Linked DNA regions of Homo sapiens: all the other regions are linked to region 2. A link is a loop called in an ENCODE intact Hi-C map of the cell type or tissue named here. Cell type or tissue: HCT116. All regions are shown on one strand.

What was found. Hi-C counts contacts between places; a loop is a spot of excess contacts. Peaks named below come from ENCODE experiments on the same cell type or tissue, not always from the same donor. Only the 100,000 strongest peaks of a DNase experiment are listed, where the experiment ranks them.
Region 1: it touches region 2 in a loop (16-fold over the local background); 11 of 110 quality-filtered maps call a loop at or near these places.
Region 3: it touches region 2 in a loop (14-fold over the local background); 60 of 110 quality-filtered maps call a loop at or near these places.
Region 4: a loop joins it to region 2, with 6 times the contacts of the local background. A loop is called at or near these places in 14 of 110 quality-filtered maps.
Region 5: a loop joins it to region 2, with 13 times the contacts of the local background. A loop is called at or near these places in 100 of 110 quality-filtered maps.
Region 6: a loop joins it to region 2, with 10 times the contacts of the local background. A loop is called at or near these places in 16 of 110 quality-filtered maps.

The regions. Positions count from the first base shown.
Region 1 is chr10:101,160,362-101,164,361 of GRCh38, forward strand. No RefSeq gene overlaps it. Among named protein-coding and RNA genes, the nearest start is that of LINC01514, 14 kb to the right of the region's middle. In HCT116, CTCF peaks have their summits at 1,560 (motif pointing right) and 2,656; DNase peaks (open chromatin) are centred at 1,590 and 1,840; H3K4me3 peaks cover 533 bases.
Region 2 is chr10:101,779,342-101,783,341 of GRCh38, forward strand. It overlaps NPM3 (nucleophosmin/nucleoplasmin 3), which reads right to left. Exons shown (of 6, transcript NM_006993.3): 1 at 3,932-4,000; 2 at 3,498-3,583; 3 at 3,137-3,256; 4 at 2,917-3,010; 5 at 2,386-2,513; 6 at 1,984-2,291. The coding sequence ends at 2,395. It also overlaps a transcript of FGF8 not described here. Among named protein-coding and RNA genes, the nearest start is that of NPM3, 2.1 kb to the right of the region's middle. RefSeq lists a promoter at 1-1,965, enhancers at 1-336, 337-1,234, 875-1,004, 1,082-1,932, 1,811-2,105 and 1 more and a silencer at 575-654. In HCT116, CTCF peaks have their summits at 701 (motif pointing right), 908 and 1,935 (motif pointing left); DNase peaks (open chromatin) are centred at 730, 1,930 and 2,982; H3K4me3 peaks cover 2,817 bases; H3K27ac peaks cover 4,000 bases.
Region 3 is chr10:101,212,737-101,216,736 of GRCh38, forward strand. No RefSeq gene overlaps it. Among named protein-coding and RNA genes, the nearest start is that of LBX1, 15 kb to the right of the region's middle. RefSeq lists enhancers at 1,972-2,041, 2,052-2,101, 3,952-4,000 and a silencer at 2,202-2,251. In HCT116, CTCF peaks have their summits at 1,068 (motif pointing right) and 2,165 (motif pointing right); DNase peaks (open chromatin) are centred at 1,075, 1,585 and 2,155; H3K4me3 peaks cover 1,688 bases.
Region 4 is chr10:102,008,311-102,012,310 of GRCh38, forward strand. It overlaps ARMH3 (armadillo like helical domain containing 3), which reads right to left. Exons shown (of 26, transcript NM_024541.3): 11 at 3,413-3,473; 12 at 1,667-1,713; 13 at 1,064-1,139. Among named protein-coding and RNA genes, the nearest start is that of ARMH3, 46 kb to the right of the region's middle. RefSeq lists an enhancer at 1,537-1,606. In HCT116, a CTCF peak has its summit at 1,720; a DNase peak (open chromatin) is centred at 1,691.
Region 5 is chr10:101,601,234-101,605,233 of GRCh38, forward strand. DPCD (deleted in primary ciliary dyskinesia homolog (mouse)) reads left to right here. Exons shown (of 6, transcript NM_015448.3): 4 at 1-103. MIR3158-1 (microRNA 3158-1) reads left to right here and starts at 184; the gene lies at 184-264. It overlaps MIR3158-2 (microRNA 3158-2), which reads right to left and starts at 264; the gene lies at 184-264. RefSeq lists a silencer at 1,653-1,812. In HCT116, a CTCF peak has its summit at 1,713; a DNase peak (open chromatin) is centred at 1,618.
Region 6 is chr10:102,071,177-102,075,176 of GRCh38, forward strand. No RefSeq gene overlaps it. Among named protein-coding and RNA genes, the nearest start is that of HPS6, 7.8 kb to the left of the region's middle. In HCT116, a CTCF peak has its summit at 1,917 (motif pointing left); a DNase peak (open chromatin) is centred at 1,885.

The DNA.
Region 1 (4,000 bases), 620 kb before region 2:
GCCCAGGAGTTCAAGACCAGCCTGGGCAACTTGGTAAACCACTGTCTCTACAAAAAATACAAAAACTAAATGGGCATGGTGGTGCACACCTGTAATCCCAGCTACTCAGGAGGTTGAGGTGGGAGGATCACCTGAGCCCGGGAGTTGTCGAGGCTGAAGTGAGCTGTGATTGTGCCTCTGCACTCCTGCCTGGGCAACAGAGTGAGGCTCTGTCTCGAAAAAAAAAAAAAAAAAAAAAAAAGAATGAGATGCAGAACAGGGTGTGTTGGTATGTTGGTGGGGGGAGAATATGTATGTCTGTTTGTATAGAATATCTCTGCAGGGACACCCAAGAAAATGACGGCATTTTCTGGGAGGAAAATAGGGTGCCTAAGAGAGGGGGTGGAAGGAAGGCTTACTCATTACTGTTTTGAATGGCTTGAATTTTGAATTGCATGAATATATTATTTATTCAAAAAAGCTTAAGAGCACACATTTGGAACTGCAGACTTGGACTGCCATCCCAGCCCTGCCACATCCATCTTCCTCTGTAACGATGACTGCTGGACGTCTTCCCAGCGCCCTGAGAGGATGCAGAAGTTGCTTCTGTAGCACTTGGGGAGCTGGAGTTTTGTTGGTACTGCTGCCATCTCCACCAGATGATGAATGGGGAGAAACCTCTGGCTGGGAGAGGCCAAGGTCACTCATTAAAACCTCACAGAAGGTAACACACTGAGAGACAGACAGTGTGACCCCTGACCCCACTGACGTTGGCCCCAAGTCAGCCAGCAGGTTCACACACCCTCTCAGGGTTCACTTGCTGGGTGATGTTATCCAATGGACCCTCTTTCCTGACTTCAGTGACCACACCCAAGACCTGCAGGGACTCCAGACAGTTATGTCATAAAATTCACCACACAGGGCACAGAATTCCCCCATGTTTCCACTCTCTCTATATCTTACCAGTAAGGGAAGGGCAGAAATATGAAGGAATATAACCTGTAGTCATTTGGTATTTTCCAAGGGAAACTGCTTGTGATTGTGAGGTTAGTGATCTTTGCAGACATTCTCTCTAAAGTGAGTGTAGCCTTGGGCAATGCATGCTCTGGGCTATTCATTTAGGTGCCCCTGTAACCAAGCTCTGCATGCAGGAATGCTCTCTCATTCATCATTTATTCATTTGACAAACATTCATTCAGCCCCTTCTCTCTGCTAGGTATGTAAAGGAGAGCCAAGCTGCCTGAAGAAACGAGGGTCCATAGGTGAAGACAATTAAATAAACTCATCAGACTAAAGTGCAACACGTGCTGGAGAGACAGCCAACCTTTGTAGAAGTGCAAAGCACTTGACCCAGGGGCTGGGGTCAGCGGGACGTCTGGGAGGAAGTAAGCTAGCTTCAGCTAGCACCTGACAGTGGAGAGTGGAAGGCAAGCGCCGGTGAAAAGGAGCTGTTGTGAAGGTGGGATGTAAATGGCTTAGCCAGGGCCCAACACATTGTGTGTGCTCCATCGGTTCCCAGTGTTCAGAGGAAGGAATTCCCCCAGATGCCTGAGTTCAGGGCTGCTATCACCCTGAATGGCCACAAGGGGGAGCTCGTGCCCTGTAATTGTGTGTTTCAGCGCCTGTGCCGTGTGCCGCAAGGTACCAGTTGTTTCCACTAAAGATCGGTTACTTGCATCTTACAAAGTTGTTAGGAAGCGTCTCCCGGACATTTGCAGCCCCTGCTAAGCGTAGTGTGTTCCAGAGCCTAAGTGGCTCTGATAGCCTTGTCCTAGTGTTTTCTCGTAAAGCCGAGGATTCTTTCCTCTAAATTCTCGGGAATAGAGCCAATTACCCAAGTAGCCACCGATCATGTCCTTTTAATCCTTCCTGGTTCTTCCCATTCCTTCTGGGCATCCACAGGGCCCATCCCCTAGAGCAGCACCAATGGGGTTGGAGCACTGGCTACTGACACGTCTGGACCCTCCAGGCCAGAAAGGCTTCATTTCTCTGCACTTGCTAACCCCCAGCCAAGCCCCTAGTCCTTTCCAAGATGGGATAAAGGGGCATTCTCCCTCAAATGTCTTTCCTGAGTTAGGAATGTGCTCTTGTCATTTTGAACCCCATGATCTCTGCCCCAGTGGCTTCCAGAAAGGATCTGATGGCCACGTGCTTTGGAGTGAGACAGACCTTTTGTCCCGTCCTCACTCTGTTGTTGACCTTGTGTAAGCCACATAACCTCCATGGCTGTCATCCATGAAATATAAAGATTAAAAGATCTACCATCTTACTTGATGGGATGGTTGAAAGGACCAGTGTCCCAGGAAAAAAAAAAATACTCACAAACGACCTTATTCCTTTCCTCCCCTCACCCATGGAAGATCTTTAAGTGCATACTGAGGCTGACATACAGGTAACTCCGAAAAGGAGAGGGATCTGTTTCCTGACAGATGGCTTCAAGCCAAAGAGATAAACCTGGGTTCAGGCAGGGCTGGCAGGAAGTCAGGCACTCCCTTTCTAACTCTCTCCCTAGAGGAGTCTGGCTGAGGTTGAGAACTGACAAGGTCAGAAAAGGGACAGGGGAGGGATTTCCAGTGGGGAAGCACAGACATTGGAGGGCTTCTCCAGTCATTTACTGGGTCACCATCTGCCCCCTCAAGGAAGCAGGATCAAGACCTCCCGTGTGCCCAGCTCCGTACATGGCAGATAGAGGGCAGCCTCCTGGGCCAAGAGTGACCAGGGCCTTCATCTTCTTGGCATGGGTTCCATCAGGAACACGTTACAACCAACTGATGATTTATCCACCTTTAGAAGGGGACTGAGGCCATCCCAAAGGTGCCCTATATGAACTGCAGTTTGCCCCTCAGTAAAAATTACTTCACTGAGTTGCAAGCAGTGCATGGTGGCACACACCTGTAGTCTCGGCTACTAGGGAGGCTGAGGCGGGACGGTCACTTGAGCCCAGAAGATCAAGTCCAGCATGGGCAACATGGTAAGATCCCTTCTCAAAAATAAAAAATAAATTAAAATTTTTAAAAAATGAATATTTTCATTATCAGACAGATCAAGAAACAGAACATCAAAGTTGTAGTGAGCTATGATAATGCTACTGCACTGCAGCCTGGGTGACAGAGTGAGACCCTGTTTAGAAAGAGAGCGAGAGGAAGGAAGGAAGGGAGGGAGGAAGGGAGGGAGGAAGGAAGGGAGGGAGGGAGAGAGGAAGGAAGGAAGGGAGGGAGGAAGGAAGGGAGGGAGGGAGGAAGGAAGGAAGGGAGGGAGGGAGGGAGGGAGGGAAGGAAAACATTATCTGCACCCCAGGATCTCTCTGTATATCCCTTCCCCATCAGCCCCTCCTTTCTCCCTACATACAATTATGATCTTCACTTATGGTGAAGTTTTCCTTGTTTTTCTTTATAGTTTTACTCTTTGCGGAAGCATTCTTTTTGAATATAGTGTGTTTGTATGTTTTCAAAATTCCTACAAGAGGAATTATACTACATATATTCTTTTATGACTTCCTCCTTTCCTTTGACATTGTGGGATGATTTTATTTTTTTTATTGTGGAAAATTAGACACCACATAAGCTTACCATGTGAACCTTTTTTCTCCCAGCTTTACTGAGGAATAATTGACAAATAAAAATTGTATATGTTTAAGGTGTACAACTTGAAGTTTTGATATATGTATATGTCAACTGAAGAATGAAGAGGTTCAGACATTTGGAAAGGAGTGCTTTATTTCTCATAGAGCATTGCAGCCTGCCAGCCGTTCTGACAGGCTGGGAAGTGTAGCCTCTGGCCAGAAGCCAGAAACAGGCACTTCAAGGGTCAAGGATGGGAAGAATAAGACAAGAATTTATGCTGAGTAGGGTGGCCAAATATACATATTCAATAAGCTCTGGGAGGAGTCATGAATATTTACGAAAAGAGAAACATGTGCATGTGCAATTGAGCTTCATGGATCCCATGTTCAAAAAAACCGGCATGATCCCAGGGTGGAGTTTCAGCTCTCTGATGTCAAAAGATGAAGCAGAGGACATGA
Region 2 (4,000 bases):
GCCCTTCCTCCAGCAGTCGGCAAACCCCGGCGTATGCCTTCATCCCCCAGGGGTCTGAGGCCACAGTGAGCCGGCAGCGCTCCTACTGTGCGCTGAAGGGCAAAGAAGAGGGCTCGAGGAGAGGCTGGGGCGAGGAGAGAGGAATAAACCTTGCCCAGCTGTGTCCGCGGGGCGCCCCAACCGGCCGAGAAACTCTTGGGCCGAGAGGCTGATGTGGATTGGGCCCCCACTGCGGGCAGGAGCGTGCTCGGCGCAGGCCCGCGCCCACCGGGAGACCTACCCGGAAAACCGGCGAGAAATGCAAGGAGCGATCAGTGGCATCGCGGGGGGTGGGTGGGGTAAATATTGGGGCGGAGCCGCGCAGGGGGTAGATGGGTCAGCTAGGGAGGCCTCCCAGGAGAGAGGACTCAGCCAGTCTCCCGCTCCTCCTGCCAAGCACGTGCCGAGGACTTTGGAGGCTGGGGCCAAGAAGAGGAAGGGAAAGAGGAGTGAGGGCCACAGCCAGACTTCCCCACTCCAACTCAAGTCGTTCGAATGAATGAATGAACGTATGCACGCATGCATGCAAGCCTCAGTGGCATTCCCCCGCCTTCCGCCCAAGATTCGGCCGCCCAGAGCAGTGGCGGGACTCGGAGGCCCCGGCCCCACGGCGCCCGCCCGGAGCCTCTAGAGGCCAGGGAAGCGGTACGACCACGAGCGGCTTCAACCTCGCCCGCCAGAGGGCGCCAGCCCCGACTTCCCTCTCCCTGCCGACCGCGCTCCGCAGCGAGACCCATGGTTCCCAGCCAGGCCGCCCCTCCGCCGGGCTCCCCAGGGAAGCATTTTTAGCAGCGCCCTCCTGGATCGGAGAAAGGCGCCTGCGACCCAGATCACCGCAACACAGACGGGCGTCATCTCCCTTTGTCCTCAACTTGAGGAAGAGGGAGGTTGGAAACTGGACCCCTAGTTCCTCACCACGGGCTGGGGGAGAACCTCCTTCACTAGGGATGCGCTGAAGAGCGTGCGGGTCGGTACTGCGGACGCAAGGTCTTCAAAGCTGACCTCACCTGCCCCAGAACCACCAGCCCGCGATATCCCGGGGCCCCTCCCCCTTGACTAGAGGCTGGGAGTGGGAGTTGGCCTGACCCCCATCAGGCCCTGTTCTCTGTCTATCCTCAGCCTGTCTGGCCCCAGGTTGTCTGGGGAGGCAATGTTTTGTTTGTTTGTTTGTTTGTGGGCATTGACAACCCTCCCCCCACAACCAACACAGCTGCTGAACTGCTGACCCCAGAGCTGGTCACATACACTCATCCTCAAACCAGGTGTGTCAGTTCTTCCTGGCACAAAGGCAGCCAAGTGCCAGAACTACCTGATTCCAGGCACCAAAGACCCCCAGACCCCACGGTGTGTGGGGGACAAGAATCCCTTAGTCCAGGAGGCAAATTCCCTGGGGCCCCTTTCTGCCCCCATATGCCAGGCCACCCGGATTCTGGTTTCCCTGTCACCCAATCTGGCCAGTCCCCTCCATCTGGCCCCCGGAGTCAGGTTTCTCTAAGGGCCCAGCCCTGCTCAGAGACAGCCTGCAAGGCTCAAAGGAGGAGCGAAGCCTGGTCCCGCCCTGCCCTCACAGGCCCTCTCTGGGCCAGAGACCCTCGTGGGGCTAGGGACGCGCATTCCTCAGGCTGCCTAAGCTCGCTTATCTGCCCCCCTGCCCATCAGCCGAGTGCTGACAGAGGCCCAGACCCCTTGTTTGGATGCTGATAACCTCCTGCGATGACCCTCTCCCACCTGCAGAGACTGGGAATGGGCTGAGTGTTGGGAGGTCCCCTTCCAGCAAGGCAACTGGGGCCCAGGCCCCAGGTCCTAGCCCAGGGCCATGAGGGTAGAGGATCCCACAGTTCTCCACCCTCCCCCAGGCCCAGGGCCACGCTGGGTGCTTCCACAGTGCCACCTGGCGGTCCCTAGGGAAACATCACCCAGCACAGGAAGAAGCCACACAAGAGCTGCAAAAACTCCACACCACTTTATTTCAACCTTTATCCAAAAATGTAAAAACTATTAAAAATGTGTAGCTCTGAGCTTCAGGCACTAACCTCCAATTCTCACAGGCAGGTGGGAAGGGAGGCCCCGGGCATGGTGAAAATCAGAAAACCACGGCTGTGTGGAGCACAGGCCCTCTCCTAGCACCAAAGACCCAAGTCCCTCCCACCCAACCCCCACCCAAGCTCTCCTCTTCAAGGAAGAAATATTTACAATTGTTGAAACTTGTCAGGGAACAGGGTGCATGGCGGTGCATGGCACATGGAGCTGACCTGAAAAGAGGAAACAAGGAATCAGCATTTAGGCCCTCACCTGCTTCTCCTGCCCCTTCCCAGAGCCTGCTAGGCACTTCTCCCCGCAACTCACCTAGGAGGGCTAGGGCCTGCCCCCCTGCTTTTTGGCAGGAAGGATGGGGCACAGCTCAACTTCTTCCTCATCACTGTCCTCTTCCTCTTCCTCGCTCTCCTCCTCAGAAACATCATTGCTCATCGTAACTGGTGGACACACAAGCAGTAGAAGGATGGGGTGTTAAGACCAGACCGTTTCACACCGCATGCCATTTCTTCACGCCGTGGTGTTAGGCTTACAGGGACCATGACCTCCCAGTGCTTATGGGCTAGGTGGGAAGAACCTCAGACCCTAAACTGGGTCACAAAGAGCCAAAGGAGTCTTCATTATTGGAGCTGGAGAAGTTGGGCCATGTTCCATGGAGGAGGTAGGCTTGAGTAGACGGAAAGGAGAGGGCATGTCATGCACAGGGCACAGCGTGGAGGGCACACAGACCTGTACAGGGCTGCACTGGGAGATGAGGGTGGGATGGGGCAGGAGTGCGGAGTGGGGGAAGCCTGATGGGAGAGTCCACTGGAAGCAAAGGAGAGGGCCCTCCCCTCTTCTCACCAATCTGGTGCCGCCCAGTGATCCGCACAGGGCCAGAGCCCGACTTCAGGCGGAAGGTTACAGGTGGTTGGAGCTGGAAGTCATCCAGACTGAGCTGGGAGGAAGACAAGGATGAAGGCCTGGCCCACTCCTAGCCCACCCCACACTGTAATGAGTGCTAACGTCCTCAATCCCCTCACCACCACCACCACCACCACCAAGGCAGAGCTGGGGAACTCACCATGGGTTGGCAGGACAGCTTGAGGTTGGCCACAGGGACTGCGATCTCCTGATGGTCATGGTTCCGGGCCACAACTTCTACCACATTACACTCGTCTTTGGCTCCCTCGGTGAGGCAGAGCTGGGAACGGTACACAGGGCCTCAGGGTCTCCTCAAGTGAGGGTTGACACCACAACTAAAGGCATCTACCCTAGCACCTGCCCAGCCTCAGAGGTCCCGGTTCACCTGGCCAGGGGAGCCGCCCATGCCGGGGGGTTAGGCTGAGGATGTGTCTCCAAGTAAAGGGGATCCGGAGGTTGGGTAGAGACCTATATTGCCTGCCTGGGCTTATTCATTAAAACCCCACTCCCCTGCCCCTCACCATGGTTAGTGCCAGCACGTGCTCCGCATCATCCTCTTCCTCTACCTTAAAGGTGAAGGAGCGGGTGTGGCCGGAGAGCTCACAGCCTGGTAGAAATAACAGTGAGTATGCCTGAGCGTGTGTACGGGGCTGGGCAGCGGGGGATGTCACCAACCCGCCGTCACGTGTAACCTTGGGCGGACGGGTCATTTACACGTCCACCTCCGTCTCTTCTCTCAGAACACCTGGGACGCTCTGCCGTGGGCCCCGCCCAACACATCTGGGGCAGGGATCTCGCCACCCCCTTTGGCTGTGCGTGCGAGGCCCCCTCTCCTGCGGGAACAGCGAAGCAGCCCTCCGCCCACACCCACGCCTTGAAACCCTCCGCATTCCCGCCTCACATCCCTACCTCTTACCGCCCCAGTACCACCCTCAGCCTCTCCCTTCACTAATACCGAAGAAAAAACTGTCCATAGTGACCGGGGCCGGGACCCGTAGGCCCCCGACACCCCCGGCCCGCGTTC
Region 3 (4,000 bases), 570 kb before region 2:
CCATCTGCAGTGTGCTAGCTGGGGAACGTGGCCCGTCCGTCAGGCCTGATGATCACACTGTAGAGAAAGAAATTTATTTTTATTTATGCATTGTTACATTTATTTATTTATTTATTTATTTAGAGACAGCATCTTACGCCGTCACCCAGGCTGGAGTGCAGTGGCGTGATCTCGGCTCACTGCAACCTTTGCCTCCCAGATTTGAGTGATCTTCCTGCCTCAGCCTCCAGAGGAGCTGGGACTACAGGCATGCGCCACCACACCCAGCTAATTTTCGTATTTTTAGTAGAGGCAATTTCTCCTTGTTAGCCAGGCTGGTCTCGAACTCCTGACCTCAGGTGATCTGCCGGTCTCAGCCTCTCAAAGTGCTGGGATTACAAGCATGAGCCACTGTGCCTGGCCTATGTATTTATTTTTTTGAGACGGAGTTTTGCTCTTGTCACGCAGGCTGGAGTGCAATGGCATGATCTCAGCTCACTGCAACCTCTGCCTTCCTGATTCAAGTGATTCTCCTGCCTCAGCCTCCCGAGGAGCTGGAATTACAGGCGCCCACCACCACGTCCGGCTAATTTTTGTATTTTTAGTAGAGACAGGGTTTCACCATTTTGGCCAGGCTGGTCTCGAACTCCTGACCTCAGGTGATCCACCCTCCTCGGCCTCCCAAAGTGCTGGGATTACAAGCATAAGCCACCGCGACCGGCAATTTCTGCATTGTTACTTTTAAGTGACAAGTAAACATTGTATATATTTATGCTGTGAAATATGATGTATATACTGTGGTGCAGGGGAAGAAATTTCTAACCTCCCAGGTATCCTATCAGCTGGGAGGAAGCTGACCCCACAGCAGGAGGGAAAGAGGTAAGATTAGCACAGAACTCACAGTGCGGGTGGAACTCAGCAACACTGAGTCTCCCTTCCCTGTGCAATCCCATGAAGATCGGAGGAACCCTTGTGCGCCTTTGGGAAAGGGACTTCCTCCCTATAGGCAGGAGGGTAGCTGAGATGACCGCGAGCCAGTTAGAGGAATTTCGCTGCCTCCAGCCCCGCAGCCCGCCGCAGTGCCAAATAACAGACGGCAGAGGGCGCTCCTACCTAACCTTTCCCATGCCGCGGAGGGTGCGAGGACCGGAACTTTGCGAGCCGAGAAAGTTCTGATTTTTTTCCGCAGTGTTCTGATCTTTGCCCGCAGTGTACCGGGGATTGAGCTGGGGGCCGGGCTCGGGTAGGAATAGGGATGAGAGGGGCTCATAAGTAGACCCCCCCCCCTTTTTTTTTTGAGACGGAGTGTCACTCTGCCGCCAGGCTGGAATGCAGTGTGGCGCGATCTCGGCTCACTGCAACCTCTGCCTCCTGGGATTACAGGCGTGAGCCACCGCACACGGCCAGAGAACCCCCCCTTTTTTTTTTTGCTCCCCGCCAGCAGAGACATGGGGTGGTCCCTTCCTCAACCCCACGCCAAACCCAAACCCTGAAACAGTGTCCCGCACATCTGCCGGGTCCAAGTGAGAGTCCCCTAGCCACACCCCTGCAATTCCTTGCGGCCCTCTACTAAAGGCTCCGTTCCAAGAAGTGAGGGTGAGAGGTCGGGCGCGGTAGCTCACACCTGTAATGCGGCAGCTTTGGGAGGCCGTGAGTTATGATCATGTCACTGGACTCCAGCCTGAGTCAGAGTGACAGACAGAGACCCCTGTCTCTATTTTTAAAAAGAAGTCCGGGCACGGTGGCTCACGCCCGTAATCCCAGCATTTTGGGAGGCCGAGGTGGGAGGATCGCTTGAGCCCAGGAGTTCAAGACCAGCCTGAGCTATATAGTGAGACCTCGTCTATACTAAAAGTTAAAAAAAAATAGCCAAGCGTAGTGGTGCGCGTCTGAGTAGTACCAGCTACTCAGGAGGCTGAGATGGGAGGATCGCTTGAGCCTGGGAGGTGGAGACTGCAGTGAGCCGAAATAGCGCCATTGCACTCCAGTCTGGGCGATACAGTCTCAATAATAGTAATAATAATAATAATAATAAAGTGGGGGTGAAGCGTGTTCACTCAGGAGCTTGTAGTTTGGGAGTGGGACCGCGTCAGGATGGCTATCCGGGCTCCGGATGGGTGGGGAAAGGGGTGGCTTAAGGGCGGGCACTGCTGCTGAGCGTCAAGTACCGCTAGGTGGCGCTCGAAGCCCGCGTCACAGAGAAGCGGGGCCTTTCGAACACCTGTGCTCAAGAGGGGGCGGGCTTGGAGACCCGAGAGGGCTGCAGGAAGAAAGAGCCTGGACCCTAGGATCCTCCCTGAAACAGCGGGATGGCCTGGGTACATGGGGCCATTGGGCAGCCATCGTTCTCCGGAGGCTTAAAAGGGGCGAGGTGAAGAGGGGGGCAAAAGCGTGGCAGGCGCTGCGAGGGAGAGAGGAGGCATCCCCCGGCCTTCCCCAGGACCTGGAGGGGTGGGAGACTGTCGTCGGCACACCTGCCTCTCTGAATTTATGGATTCCGTTCTGAGGCTGCTAGGAGAAGAATTCGGGGTCTTAGAGGCCACATTTGGCCCAGGAGTCAAACATACAAGGGCACGCTCATCTGTTTTTCTCCCAGGATACGCGGGTCTGTGTATGAGCAGCTGCTCTGAGCTTGCGACTGGGAGGGCAGAGGGTGTAGACTCCCGCGTCCCGGGGCTCCCTTCCTCGCTCTTCCTTCGGACACCCACAGCAGCTGCTCCTGGGGAATCTGCCCCCAAGTTTCGAGGAACTGCCCCCCAGCGCCCAGGAGGAAAGGGGAATGGGGCTGTAAACGTGTCTAATTCAGACCCGTTATCCAGATCGGAATTAGTTTCTCGCGGACACCTCCGCGCCGCGGGCCATTCTCTGCCTGGGGCCTTTCTTGGACCGATCCATAGGGCCTCGACTGGCTTCCACGGCGCTTGCAAATTAGAGACTCTGATGCCTCAAATTTGTGGGGTCCTGCCTCCAGCTCATCCCCCTCTCCCGAGGCTTGGCCTAAAGGCACCATCCCTGCCACTCCTCACCCCCTGAATTCAGTCGGGGGCCTGTGTGGAGGGAAAGGAAAACCTGGAGAGACCAAGTGGCTGCACTGCCACCGCGCAGGCATGGATCCTGCCTGGCCGCCGTCTGGGAACTCGAGATCCGAGGAGGGGCAAAAGCCGCCGGCGCCGGGGTCAGGCCTGGTGGACCCGAGCTCCTTGGTGAGACCTGGACCCACCGTCTTCTCCTTCAAAAGCACAGGGTGGCAGCGGGGAAAGGATACGTTCCCATTGAAGGGGCGATGGAAAACTGGAATCAGAGACTGAAGGAGGCGGGGCATGGGACCCCGGAAGATGCCTCCCAGACGTTCCAGGCCTGCTTGCCCGGCTCCGGAGGTCTTAGCAGCATCCTCGGAGGTTGCCAAACACCTGGGAAGGGGGTAGGTGGAGCTTGAAAGGACTCTGGGTCTCTCTTTGGGAATGCAAAGTCCCCTCAACTCTCCTGGCCCTCCCATCCGCCCCCCACCCGCGCCAGCGTGTGGTAGCCCCGAGCCTAGCACGCTGAGATGTGGGAAGGTGTGGGTCTGCCCAGTGGGTGGCCCCGACAGAACGAATCCGAGGTCCTGGGAGGAATTGGGAGACGTGAAGAGTTGGGTATCTGCCGCCCCAAGGTGGGGCCATCCGCTTGGCAGTTTCGGCTCTGCGGGCGGCGCGGCCTCGCGCGGAATCTAGCCAGCCCCTGAGAGTCCCCGCCCCCTCCCCGAGGCCCAAGGTATTAGTGCTGCTTGATCAGACCTCATTTCCTGCGAAAATGGAAACATATCCAGGGTCCTTAATAAAGTGAATGACGAGGCTTCGGTGTAATTGGGCTTCCGTTTGGTGGCTATTTCCTTAAACTGAGAGTGGAAAAAAATGTAAACTCACAGCGCTCAGATGTAATTATATGATTATCAAAAGGAGTGCAGGATGGATTAGCCGAGCAACGACCTAGAGTCTGAGAAACGGGCAGGCACAAACGCTTACTCAGACCAAGGGACCCA
Region 4 (4,000 bases), 230 kb after region 2:
TAAGCAAACTTTCCCTTAAAATAACCCTACATACATATTTTAAACAGTCTGGCTTTAAGATAATAACACTTTATCAATTTTTTAAAATGGCTTTCATGGACAGCTCTTGAGTTCTTGGTCTACTTTAGTCCTCTTCTATGCCAATTACTGTGGCTATCCCTCAGGCATGTGACCCATCGCTCAGTATTCTGGGGGTATTTTTGTTTGTTTTTTTATTTTGTTTTATTTTGTTATGTTTTGTTTTTATTTTATTTTTTTTTGAGACAGAGTCTCACTCTGTCACCCAGGCTGGAGTGCAATGGCGCGACTTCGGCTCACTGCAAGCTCTGCCTCCTGGGTTCACGTCATTCTCCTGCCTCAGCCTCCCAAGTAGCTGGGACTACAGGCGTCCGCCACCACGCCCAGCTATTTTTTTTTTAATTTTTTTTTTATTTTTAGAAGAGACAGGGTTTCACCGTGTTAGCCAGGATGGTCTTGATCTCCTGACCTTGTGATCCGCCCACCTCAGCCTCCCAAAGTGCTGGGATTACAGGCGTGAGCCACAGCGCAGGGCCCAGCGCTCAGTATTCTATGACTTCCTTTCAATGTATGTAAACCACGTTATCTGTTAACAGCTAACCTTAACCTGGCCAGGATATTTTTTACTTTTTTCCTCTGGAAATTGGTGAGATAATAAGGTGAGTGGCTTGGCCTATTTTATCTCCAGTTGTAATTCCACAGTGGTGTGGAAAGCAGAAAGCCCAATATAAAAATCCACATAGCGGATAATACCAGGGATTTCTAGTGAGCAAAATGAAGTCATGACAATTCATTTGGGTTAACAGGATCAATAAATTGGCCAAAAAAACTAACTTTGCACGTTATTAGACCCATTTCAGCACCAATGGAAACATACATATTTGAGGACAGCAGGAAACAAAGGCAACTGATTCAACTCCTTGTTACTACCACTTACCAATGCAAAGCAGGGTTTAAACAAGTACAGCCAGATAGGCTTTTCAATGGAATTAATCGGTATGAAATTTAGAGAGAAAAAAACACTGGGATTTTTAATGTGACCAACCTGAGCTAATACTGTGATGAAGTTGCGATTTAAATGAACAGCTTCATAAAGTGCCAGAAGAATGGCCTCATTGGTTCTAAAGAAAAAGAGAACAAATTGGAGCAGTTTTTATAGTGGGGGGAGTTAAAACAGTATAACCATGAAGATAAGATTGGATTGCACCCCAGCGCCTCATTATCAATTCCTTTGCATTTCTAAAGTTCCCCTTTACTTGCCATTTGGGCGTATGCAAAAGTGTATAGGCAGGAGTCAGGGCCTTCACTTTAATTCCTTAGGACCAGTTCTCATCTACTTCATTATCTTCCCTCTGTTTTTCCACCTCAACCCAGTTAAGTCCTCAACTGGCTCAGACACCCATCCCTCTTTTGTTTCATTGCAGAGATAGTCTGGCAACAGTTGTTCAGCTTATTGTCGCTCAATACATATGAAAAGCAGAAATTTCTAAGGGTCCATTAATGTTCAAAACCCATGAAACATTTGAAAATCACCAAAAAAGTATGATTCTGTAAAAGATTAGCAAGAGGTAACACTGCACACTCTCATATCCAGCAGGACAGCCCACACTAAAGTCCAAGTCACTGCACAAGAATGTCAGGCACTTACTGTACTGAGATTTTCTCATGGGCATCTGCTATGAACATGCTGCCCACCTGTGGAAGAAAAGGGGAATTGCAAACTTATAGCAGGAGGATATGAGAGGAGCTTTATGCCTAGGAAGCCTTTTATCAGTGAAGAAAACAAGCTGCTTCCACCTGGGGAGAACTTGGAACTCTAGGCCATAAGTCACACACACCAAAACCAGCCCACTTTGAAAATCTTAAAAGACTCATAAGTAATAAATGAAATAATGAGAATCCTACTAAATCATCTTGCCTAGTAAATCATCTTGCCTACTAAATCACCTCGCTTTAAAGAAAAAGCCTAGTACTTTTGTCCAACTCTCCTTTTCAGTGTGTAAGTTTAGTCCCTCTGACAGTTAACCTACACATCTTCATCACTCTGTATCTTTCCTAGAAGTTGCTTATTTGAAGTCAGAAACTAACTTAGGAAAAACTTCACAGGAAGCAGGCTGACTTCAACCAACATAAAGCTATCTTTGGGAACAATATTCAGGTTTCAGACCAAAGCTGTCTATATGAGATCCACTCTCCATTTTTCAGATAACAAAATCTTTAGTTTGTGTCCTAGTCAGAGCAAGTGAATAAGTAAATGGAGTAGGCTGCCTCTAATGTGTATGATATCAGAAGCACTAAGATGCCTACACCCACTAAAAAATACCTCTTCCACCTCCTTAATTATGCTTGAAACTATACACAAACCTATGCTCCTAGAGCTTCATGTGTTTGGTACAAAACTTTCTGAAAACTTGACTGAAAGGCAGAGATATCTGGGAGCAGTATAATTGTATCTAATTCATTTCATCAAACACCAGTACAAAACTCATACTTCTCTAGCCCCTGAGAGACTTCACTCATTTACATTTTGGAGTTAAAGAGTTTATCAGGCCCCTTCCTGAGAACAGGCTGAGAAGGCAGAAGGAACAATTCGTAAGCAGTGGAGGAAAAAGAATTGCAGAAGTGGAGGAGGAGAGGGGGCAACTACTTCTTGCAACTAACCAAAAAATTGTCTTGCCCTAGAGCTGAATACTTGGATAATAATGCCCGAAAGACAGACTTTCTGAATCTGCCTAGATTCTAGAATCTCCTAGATTTATCTCTTCAAAATCAGTCCCAGATTATCTGGTACCAAATGCCAAGAAACCTTGCCCTGGAGTCTTGCCAGCTGGACCAATAACTTCCCTAAAATTCAGACCTCTAAGCCCAAACCCTAAGCTATTAGAAGAGTGGCACAGATCTACTGCACGATCGCTCAACCCTAGGACCAGCTATGAGGATCAAACAGCCATGGCAGACAGCAAAGGAGCATTCAGGAGAGCACTCAGATCCAAACCCTACTATACCGTGTTCCACAAGGTCAGTGCCTAAACGGAGCCAACTCTTTAGGAAGCAAATTCTGGCTTAATGTGTACCTTTTCTTTAGCCTTTAAAAAATTAATTAATTAATTAATTAATGTGGAAAAACTAAGTGCCAGAGAAACCAAAGCTCTCCTTTCCCCATCTCACTTGGTTTTGAATCTCACTAAAGGTACATCAAAAGTGGGGATTCAAAAAAAAAAGAAAGAAACTCAGTAAAGGAAATACACTCCCCAAGAAAATCTGCTCTGAGCAGCCTCTCTCTTGTCATCATGCCATCACTTCAAATATCTGAACTTCGGAGCCCGATTTGTCCACCCCTGCAGACCACACTGTTTCTGTTTTTTTCAGGAGAAAAAAAAAAAGCAGGACTTACCATATTTGTTAAAGCAGAGAAAAAACCACTTTGGTGTTCTTCTTCCTTGTCTTTATACTGCCTAAACAAAAAGAACTAAATTCAACTTTAGGATTGTTTATCAATTATGTCTTTGTCCTTGACATTTGGGGTAATCAGGGCAGAGCACTCTTAAAATTCTCTGACTCCAGAAAACTAAAGCATTATGACAATCAAGCATCATGACAATCCCTGCAAGCTAAGAGTCACCTGTCTGCTCTTGAGGTAGTGTGTACCAAAATGCCTGGCTACTTTGGGAGAGACTTAGACTTAGAAAGCAGGCTGCAAAAGTGCCCTAACATATAGCTGATCCAGTTACTTCTCAAACAATCTATTACTTGAAAAGTGTGACAGTAAAATTACTTTAGGGCTACAACACTGAAAATCTTGTTTCTTTTTAAAGGAGGAGGAAGGAAATCAGTAAACTAAACTCTCTGCAGAGATGGGACAGATTTGAAGTTCTGATACCCAATTGTGTGTGAGAAAAGTCTAGAGAGGAGCATGAAAGATCCTGCCTGGCCCTTGCCAGAATTAGGGATACTTCTGGTTTCCATTCACTAATGTCAGATC
Region 5 (4,000 bases), 180 kb before region 2:
GTTTCCAGTGGCGGATTCGAAACCTCCCCTATCCTAAGGATGTCTATAGTGTCTCTGTGGACCAGAAGGAGCGCTGCATCATTGTCAGAACAACCAACAAGAAGTGAGTAGCGTGGAAGGCACCCTGTGTGCTTGTGTATGAGCGGGGTGTAGGGTGGGGTTTGATCTGGCGTTAGGATCATTATTCAGGCCGGTCCTGCAGAGAGGAAGCCCTTCTGCTTACAGGTATTGGAAGGGCTTCCTCTCTGCAGGACCGGCCTGAATAATGTAATCAGCTCCATCGGGGAAGAGAAACTTGAATGAGTATCTAGTATAGTACCTGGCATAGATAGGGGCTCAGTAAATATTTGTTGAATGAATGAGATGATGAGGGAAATCACAGGACCATTAACTTGTGGTCTCAGGTGGTTCTGCTGAAAGGTTATTATGACCTTGGTCTCCTGACTGGAGCCAGGCCTTGGTAAGGGTGGCCTGGTGACATCACTGTCAGAGCTGGCAGGGAGCCATAGCTTGGAAGGCACCCCTGTCTGAAGTGGGAGTGACAGTCCTTTAAAGCAGTACTTGACAGCAGTTTAAAGCAGACTGGGCAGCAGTAAACCTAATCCCTCCCCAGACTGACAGTGGGGCAGATGCTTGGGCCGCTTGGAAGTCTCTTGCATAATGCTTCAAAAGGGGTACTCAACTTCCCTTTGTGGTCCCCTAGAGGGGAGGCAAACTGCAGGGGTTGAAAGGACAGAAGGTGGCCACAGTGCATTTCCATTTTGGAAATGCATTGATCTCATTTAGGTTTCTGGAGCCCTGACTGATCACAGGAGAACAATGCCCTGTGTGAGGCCTGAAGGGAATGACCCTGAAATGAATCAATCTTGACCTGGGCTAGAGAGAATACAGTCTAGGGACAACTCCCACAAAATAGATTTGGGCATTGAGATGGGAGGTTTTATAAGTTACCTGTCTGCAAGCTGTGAAGCCATTCAACATGCCTCATGGGGATGCCCCCACCCATCTCTTGCTTTACATGCAGTAATGGGGACACAGCTCCTTGTGCATCTCCTCAGGTGATGTGGTGCCAGTCTCCCCTTCCATCTCCCTCAGGCTCACGAGGCCCACAGGGAAGCAGGGTAGCTCCCAGACTCCCCCATCGCAGCCCTGGGTGCTGCCATCCTCTTGTGACCCCCATATCCCATTGCTTTGGCAGGGTTAAGAGGACAGGGGAAAGGGTGGAGATGGATGAATTAATTTCAGGATTATTGCTGTACATGCAGCCAGCAGCCCCTGCAGTGGGCCTTGTCTATAAATATAAAGTCATAATAATAAGGGTTTGTGTTTATAAAGCACTTTGAAGCCCTCAGATAAGAGGCAGTTTATTCCCGTTATTGTTCTCATCATTAACAGGAGTCACTGCCTAAAGTGGAATTTAGCAATTTCAGACAACAGAGAAATTGCCTGTAGGAGAACAAACTCCATGCTTCAGCAAGCATTCCTTGGTGGAAGAGGCCTTGGGTCCAAACTGGGAACAAAAGTGCTTCTGATAGCACTTGAATCTGCAGCCCAGCACTTTGTGAAGCTGGCTGCTGCCTCTTTTTTGTCCCCCAGAGGTCACTGTCGAATACAGATATCAGACAGAAATGTGATTACCAGGGAGTGAGGAAAGAGGCTAGCTAGCTCACCAAAAAATTCATCTGCCAGCATATCCTCTGGGTCCCATCTCCTGCGCACATCCAGCCATAGGTGGCGCTGTTGGCCAGGAGCTCCATGGCTGGAGGCCCAGGCTAGCTCTCAAGGCAAGCAGGGGTTGTTGGACATTTTTGAAATGATGGGTGAGGCCAGGTGGGATGGGAGTGATGCCCCTGGAGGGGCAGGGCTGAGGGTTGGATTCCCATAGAGGACAGAGGAGTGTTTCAGGGCCCACTTTGGAACCCACACTGAGCCTCTGGTCCAGTGTCCCAGCCTGGCTCATCCCTGCCCTCCTCAGGTCTCTCTGTTGGGAGGTAACCTAGAGGCCGCTGAACCCTTAGCCAGATCGTTCCCGAACCTAGTGGCATTTTTACCTTCTACCTGGAAGAATGTATTTTATACCTTTACTCCCATTAATTATATAGAACTCAATGGGTATTCCTTTATTATTATTATTAATTTGGAAGGGAGAGATTTATTTCTCATCAGGGGTTACAGCCTGCATAGACATTCTTTTTTATTTTTATTTTTATTTATTTATTTTTTTTTTAAGAGATGGAGTCTTGGCTGGGCGCGGTGGCTCACGCCTGTAATCCCAGCACTCTGGGAAGCCAAGGCAGGTGGATCATCTGAGGTCAGGAGTTTGAGACCAGCCTGGCCAACATGGCGAAACCCTGTCTCTCTAAAAATACAAAAATTAGCCAGGCGTGGTGGTGCATGCCTGTAGTCCCAGCTACTCGGGAGGCTGAGGAAGGAGAATCGCTTGAACCCAGGAGGTAGAGGTTGCAGTGAGCCAAGATCATGCCATTGCACTCCAGCCTGGGTGACAGAGTGAGACTCCATCTCAAAAAAAAAAAAAGAGATGGAGTCTTGCCCTATTGCCCAGGCTAGAGTCCACTTCTTGCAATCATAGCTCACTGTAGCTTTGAACTCCTGGGCTCAAGGGATCCTCCCGCCTCATCCTCCTGAGAAGCTGGGACTATAGGCGCATACCACCCAATCTGGCCAAGTTTAAACAATTTTTTATAGCGTTGAGGGTCTCTCCATTTTGCCCAAGCTGCTCTCAAAATCCTGGGCTCAAGTGATCCTCCTGCCTTGGCCTCCTGAAGTGCTGAGATTACAAGCATGAGCCACCACACCCAGACCAGGGTGGCCATTCTGGCAGGTGGGGAAGTGTGGCCTCTGGCCAGAAGCCAAAAACTCAATGGCTACTCCCTTCCACAGTGTTTAGCTTTTTAAGGATATAGTACATTTAAAATCTGTTTTCTGATCATCATTCTGTCAGGAGGTGGACAGGATCCATACTTTTATTCTTGTGTTATAGATGATTATATAAATGTATATATAAAGTCAGCATGATGAACCAGCTTGCTGAAAGTTAGTGACTGTCTCTCCTGATACTCAGACATCTGCACTTCAGAAATGCACATCATGGCATTTCTCTCTGATTTGACCTCTTCCTTCACCTGGAGGTTCCATAACCTGCCCCAGTTCTAATATTCTGGAATGTGGTTACTAACCAAAGCCAGAGTTTCTTTACCCATACTTGCCTTGTCTCTGAAGAGCTGGGTTGGTGACTTTACTTGAAGGAATTGATTGCAGTGTATCATGTCCTTGGCCTCACATATTAGTGAGGGATGAATCAGGGAAGGAAAAAAGTGCTTTTCCAGGATCCCAGTGTTGGACCATCTATTCCTGATAACGTTTGTGCAGAAAGAGGGCTCCTAGCCTCAGCCTGGAAGTTGGCCGCTGTAGGTGGAATGAGCCAGGGTGCAGGAGTGAGAAGTTGTTGGGTTAAATCTGGCCTCTGCCACTGTTAGCTGTAGAATTTAGGCAAGGTTTCCTCATCTATCAGAGAAGACTCACAGCTACTTCACAGATTTTGGGGAATTTGATGAAATCATATATGTACAGGCCAGCACAACGGCTGGCCTGAAGCAGGTCCTCAACAGTTCTTTGGAAATTGGAATCTGAGGAGAGCTTGGCTGATTTGACATCGGTGATAGTAACACTGTGGGAGGTGTTAATAGGCTTCACTAGAAAAAAGGATTCTGTGGTTAAATAAATTTAAGAAACTCTGGATTAAACAGGCTTCTCTTTGGTGGGGCCGAGAGCCTTTAGTATGTGTGTGTGATTGTGACTGTCTAGCAGGGGGCGACTGTGGGTGGGGGTGCCAAGTTTGCCCAGAGCCTTGATGTTTAAGAAGATTTGCTTGCTGCTTTTCTAAAGGCGGACTGGTTGGAGGCTTCTCTGGACCCCTCTGGCCATGCGGTGTGCAGGTGTGCATGGCACCCCCTCTGAGGTATGTGAGGCATGACCCAAG
Region 6 (4,000 bases), 290 kb after region 2:
CAGGCTGGAGTGCAATGGCGCAATCTTAGCTCACTGCAACCTCCGCCTCCCGGGTTCAAGCGATTCTCCTTCCTTCCGAGTAGCTGGGACTACAGACGTGCACCACCATGCCCGGTTAATCTTTGTATTTTTAGTAGAGATGGATTTTCACTATGTTGCCCAGGCTGGTCTTGAACTCCTGACCTTGTGATCCGCCCGCCTTGGCCTCCCAAAGTGCTGGGATTACAGGCGTGAGCCACCGCACCCGGCCTATACTGGCTTTCTAATTGGCATCCCTGTCTCCTCAAATCTAACCTTGGTTACCGAGAGTATTGTATACTACAGCAAATCTGATCAAGTTCATCACCTACCCCAACATTCAGGGTAAAGGCCAAACTCCTAAGAAAGCCATCCCTTCCTTTGTGTCTGGCCCTGCCTCTCCAGTCTTCTCTTCCAGTCTTCTCTTTTTTTATACTGTGATTGCCTAGTTATTTGTTCATTTCCCTGATTAGTATACAAGTCCCTTGAAGACACAGACCATGGTTATTTGTATTTTGGTATCCTCAGCATGTATCACAGTGCCAGGTTCATAGTAGGTTTAATTATTATTGTTATTATTATTATTTTTGAGACAGAGTTTTGCTTTTGTTACCCAGGCTGGAGGGCAATGGTGTGATCTTGGCTCGTCGCAACCTCTGCCTCCCGGGTTCAAGCGATTCTCCTGCCTCAGCCTCCCAAGTAGCTGGGATTACACTCATGCACAACCATGCCTGGCTAATTTTGTATTTTTAGTAGAGACGGGGTTTCTCCATGTTGGTCAGGCTGGTCTCGAACTCCTGACCTCAGGTGATCTGCCTGCCTCGGCCTCCCAGAGTGCTGGGATTACAGGTGTGAGCCACTGCGACCAGCCTAATTATTATTGTGAATGCAGGAACTGACAAGGCCCTATGACCTGGGGTGAAAAGAAGGGATTAAGCTCTGGCCTGTAGAGATTCTCTGGCTCTCTTCCTTTCTTTTCATAAGCCAGACTGACTCTTTGGTTGATCCAGCCCTGAAATTGATGGCAGTAAGTCAGGTGGATCTGAAGGCAGAACCTAGCCACCAAGGACAGTGGCAGGGGTGAAGAAGCCACTGAGCTCGGACCATCTTGGGAGTTGAGGTGGAGGTGAAAGCAATGGACATAACTGGTACTACCCAGTGCCCCCGATCCCCAAACCAGGAGAGTTTGAGAAGGGATAGGAAAGCCTGAGTCAATGAGGTTCCAAGGAAGAGACTGGTGACAGGGGCTAGTGGAAATTGTGGGTTGAGGTCAAAGGTCTGGAAGATCGATCCCTACGTTGAATATGGCCATCCAGGCTGGGCACTGTGGCTCACGCCTATAATCCCAGCACTTTGGGAGGCTGAGGCAGGCAAATAGATTGAGCCCAGGAGTTCAAAACCAGCCTGGGCAACATGGCAAAATCCTGTCTCTACAAAAAAACAAAAAAATTAGCCAGGTATGGTGGCACACGCCTGTCGTCCCAGCTTCTCGGGAGGTTGAGGTGGGAGGATTGCTTGAGCCCAGGAGGTCCAGGCTGCAGTGAGCTGTGATCACACTACTGCACTCCAGTAATAGAGTGAGACCCTGTCTAAATAAATAAATAAATAAATAAATAATAAGGCCCTCCAGGGGCCATGTTCTTCCTAACCTGTCCTTAGGAAGTGTTCACATTGTGTAGATGTAGCAGTTTGGTTCACACTGACCCGGGTAATCAGGAAAAGAGGAGAGCCAGAAAGGGGGGAGGAAGGAGCTCTAGATTCCCAGGTCTATAAGGAGCCACCCTGGGCTGGAATGCTTGGCAGCCTTACTGCCCCAGAATGAAGGGGAAAAAGTCCTGAGTGGCTCCACTATGCCACCTCAGTCTCTTCTTAGGCACAGGCTCCCCCTGGTGGTTACTCTTGTCACTGCCAACTCCACCCATTGCCCTCAAACATGCACACTTGCCCATTTTTAACTAAGAACTGAGGAAGCCTCTGGATGTAGTAAATGGAGCTTCTCTTAGAGCAAGAGAGGAGAAGAGGGAAGGAGAGATTCAAGGAACAGAATTATGGAGAAGGGAAAGGGCCCTGGACTTGTACTAGGATGGTTATCACCCAGAAGAAAGGGGACCTGGGCTGGCAGGATTCTTCGTCTCCAGGATTGGAAGTCTATTCCAGCTACCAACCTGACTTAGATAATTTGGTCCAACTGGGGAGGAAGTTGAGGGCACACAGCAGAGTTTCCTGGGAGGGCATAGCAAGTTCACATTTTATATGAATTTGAAGTACAGGAAGATGCTGGGACTTTTTCAAAATAAATAAAGTCTCACTTAATGCACGAAATGTGAAATAGAGGTGAGCCCCCCCAATAAAAATATTTTCCAGAATCACAATTTCAGGGCTCACAGACCATGAGAATTATAAGCTTTGCTTACACTATTACTGCATGGGTTCCCATTTCTGCTTTAAATAAAAATTCAGGTGGGGAGAGAGAATGAATCGGGCTGTGAGGTCAGGACTGAGTGCCTAGGGTCACTCCCAGTGGTGGATAGAAGACTTAGAGTGCTTTCTCCTGTAATTCCCAAACAGAGGGCCTGGGCCTGGCTCTGAAGGTCTCTGCACAAGAGCAAGACAGGACAGGAGCAAGAACAAAGGCGAGGAGAGACAGAATCAGAGAGATGAGGAAGAAGATGGGGCTGGACTGGATGCAGAGAATGAAAAGGAGAGACAACAGATGGGCATGGGGAGAGGGGCCTAGGAGGGAGAAACAGGGACATTTGCTCACTCTGGGGAGCAGAGGAGGCTCTCAGGTATGAATGCTGGGAGGATGAAGGAAGGCACAGAGAGAAGGTCCTTTGGGGCCTGTCACCAGAATTATGGCCAATGCATAAAGCCAATGGGGCAGCTGAGCTAGATCTGGTCTTCCAGAAGTTTCCATTATCTAGAGAATAGAGGAAAAGGGAAGGAGCTGTGATTGGCTGAGGAAAGGGGAATGGTGACCTCCACCAAGAAAGTGGAAGACCCATCTCATCCTGGGCCTCCTGGAGGCCCTGGAGGAGCAAACTGTTCAGGCTTTACATAGATTTCAGGTCCTCAGGCTTTGGCAGCCATTTGGATTCCAAGGTGATATGCAGTCATCTCAAATTCTATTATTTTTGTTTTATTCTGGAGAAAAGTAGGGAAGGTGGGCATTGCCCTTATCCCTAACAGCCCCAGGCAAGCTCTAGGAACAGCCCGGAGCCTCAGAATTGAGGGGCAGGCCTTTCCTACAGAGCCCTGTTGCTGGGGTGGGAAGGCTATTGGGAGCCACAGTAGAGAAAGGGAAGGAAGGGTAGACTGAGGGGAGGTATTGGGTCAGGGGGACACAGAGATCCTAGGCCAGGTCCTAGGACAGGGCAGGGGGGATGCTGATCTAGGTATCACTGAGATAGTTGTCCAGATGGGAAATCAAGTGACTGCTTATGACTGACTAGATAAGCTCGTTGTTCTCATAGCTTCTTTGGGATAGTGGAGGGTCAGTGTGGGGTATGGAATTTACAGGGAGCCTAAGGAGTGGGGAGGGACACATCAGCAACCACTTCTTCCCTCCACCATACTGGTCAGACCATAGTGAATTCCCTAGTGAGTAGGTCTCCCCTGTGAATATTGGGAAAGGGAAGGACATAATGTGGCTTTTCTGGGAATAAAGAAAGGATTGCAGCCAGGCGTGGTGGCTCACACCTGTAATCCCAGCACTTTGGGAGGCCGAGGCAGGTGGATCATGAGGTCAGGAGATGGAGACCATCCTGGCTAACACGGTGAAACCCCATCTCTACTAAAAATACAAAAATTAGCCAGGCGTGTTGGTGGGCGCCTGTAGTCCCAGCTACTTGGGAGGCTGAGGCAGAAGAATGGCCTGAACCCAGGAGGCGGAGCCTGCAGTGAGCCGAGATCGTGCCACTGCACTCCAGTCTGGGCGACAGAGCGAGACTCCATCTCAAAAAAAAAAAAAAGAGTTGCTTGG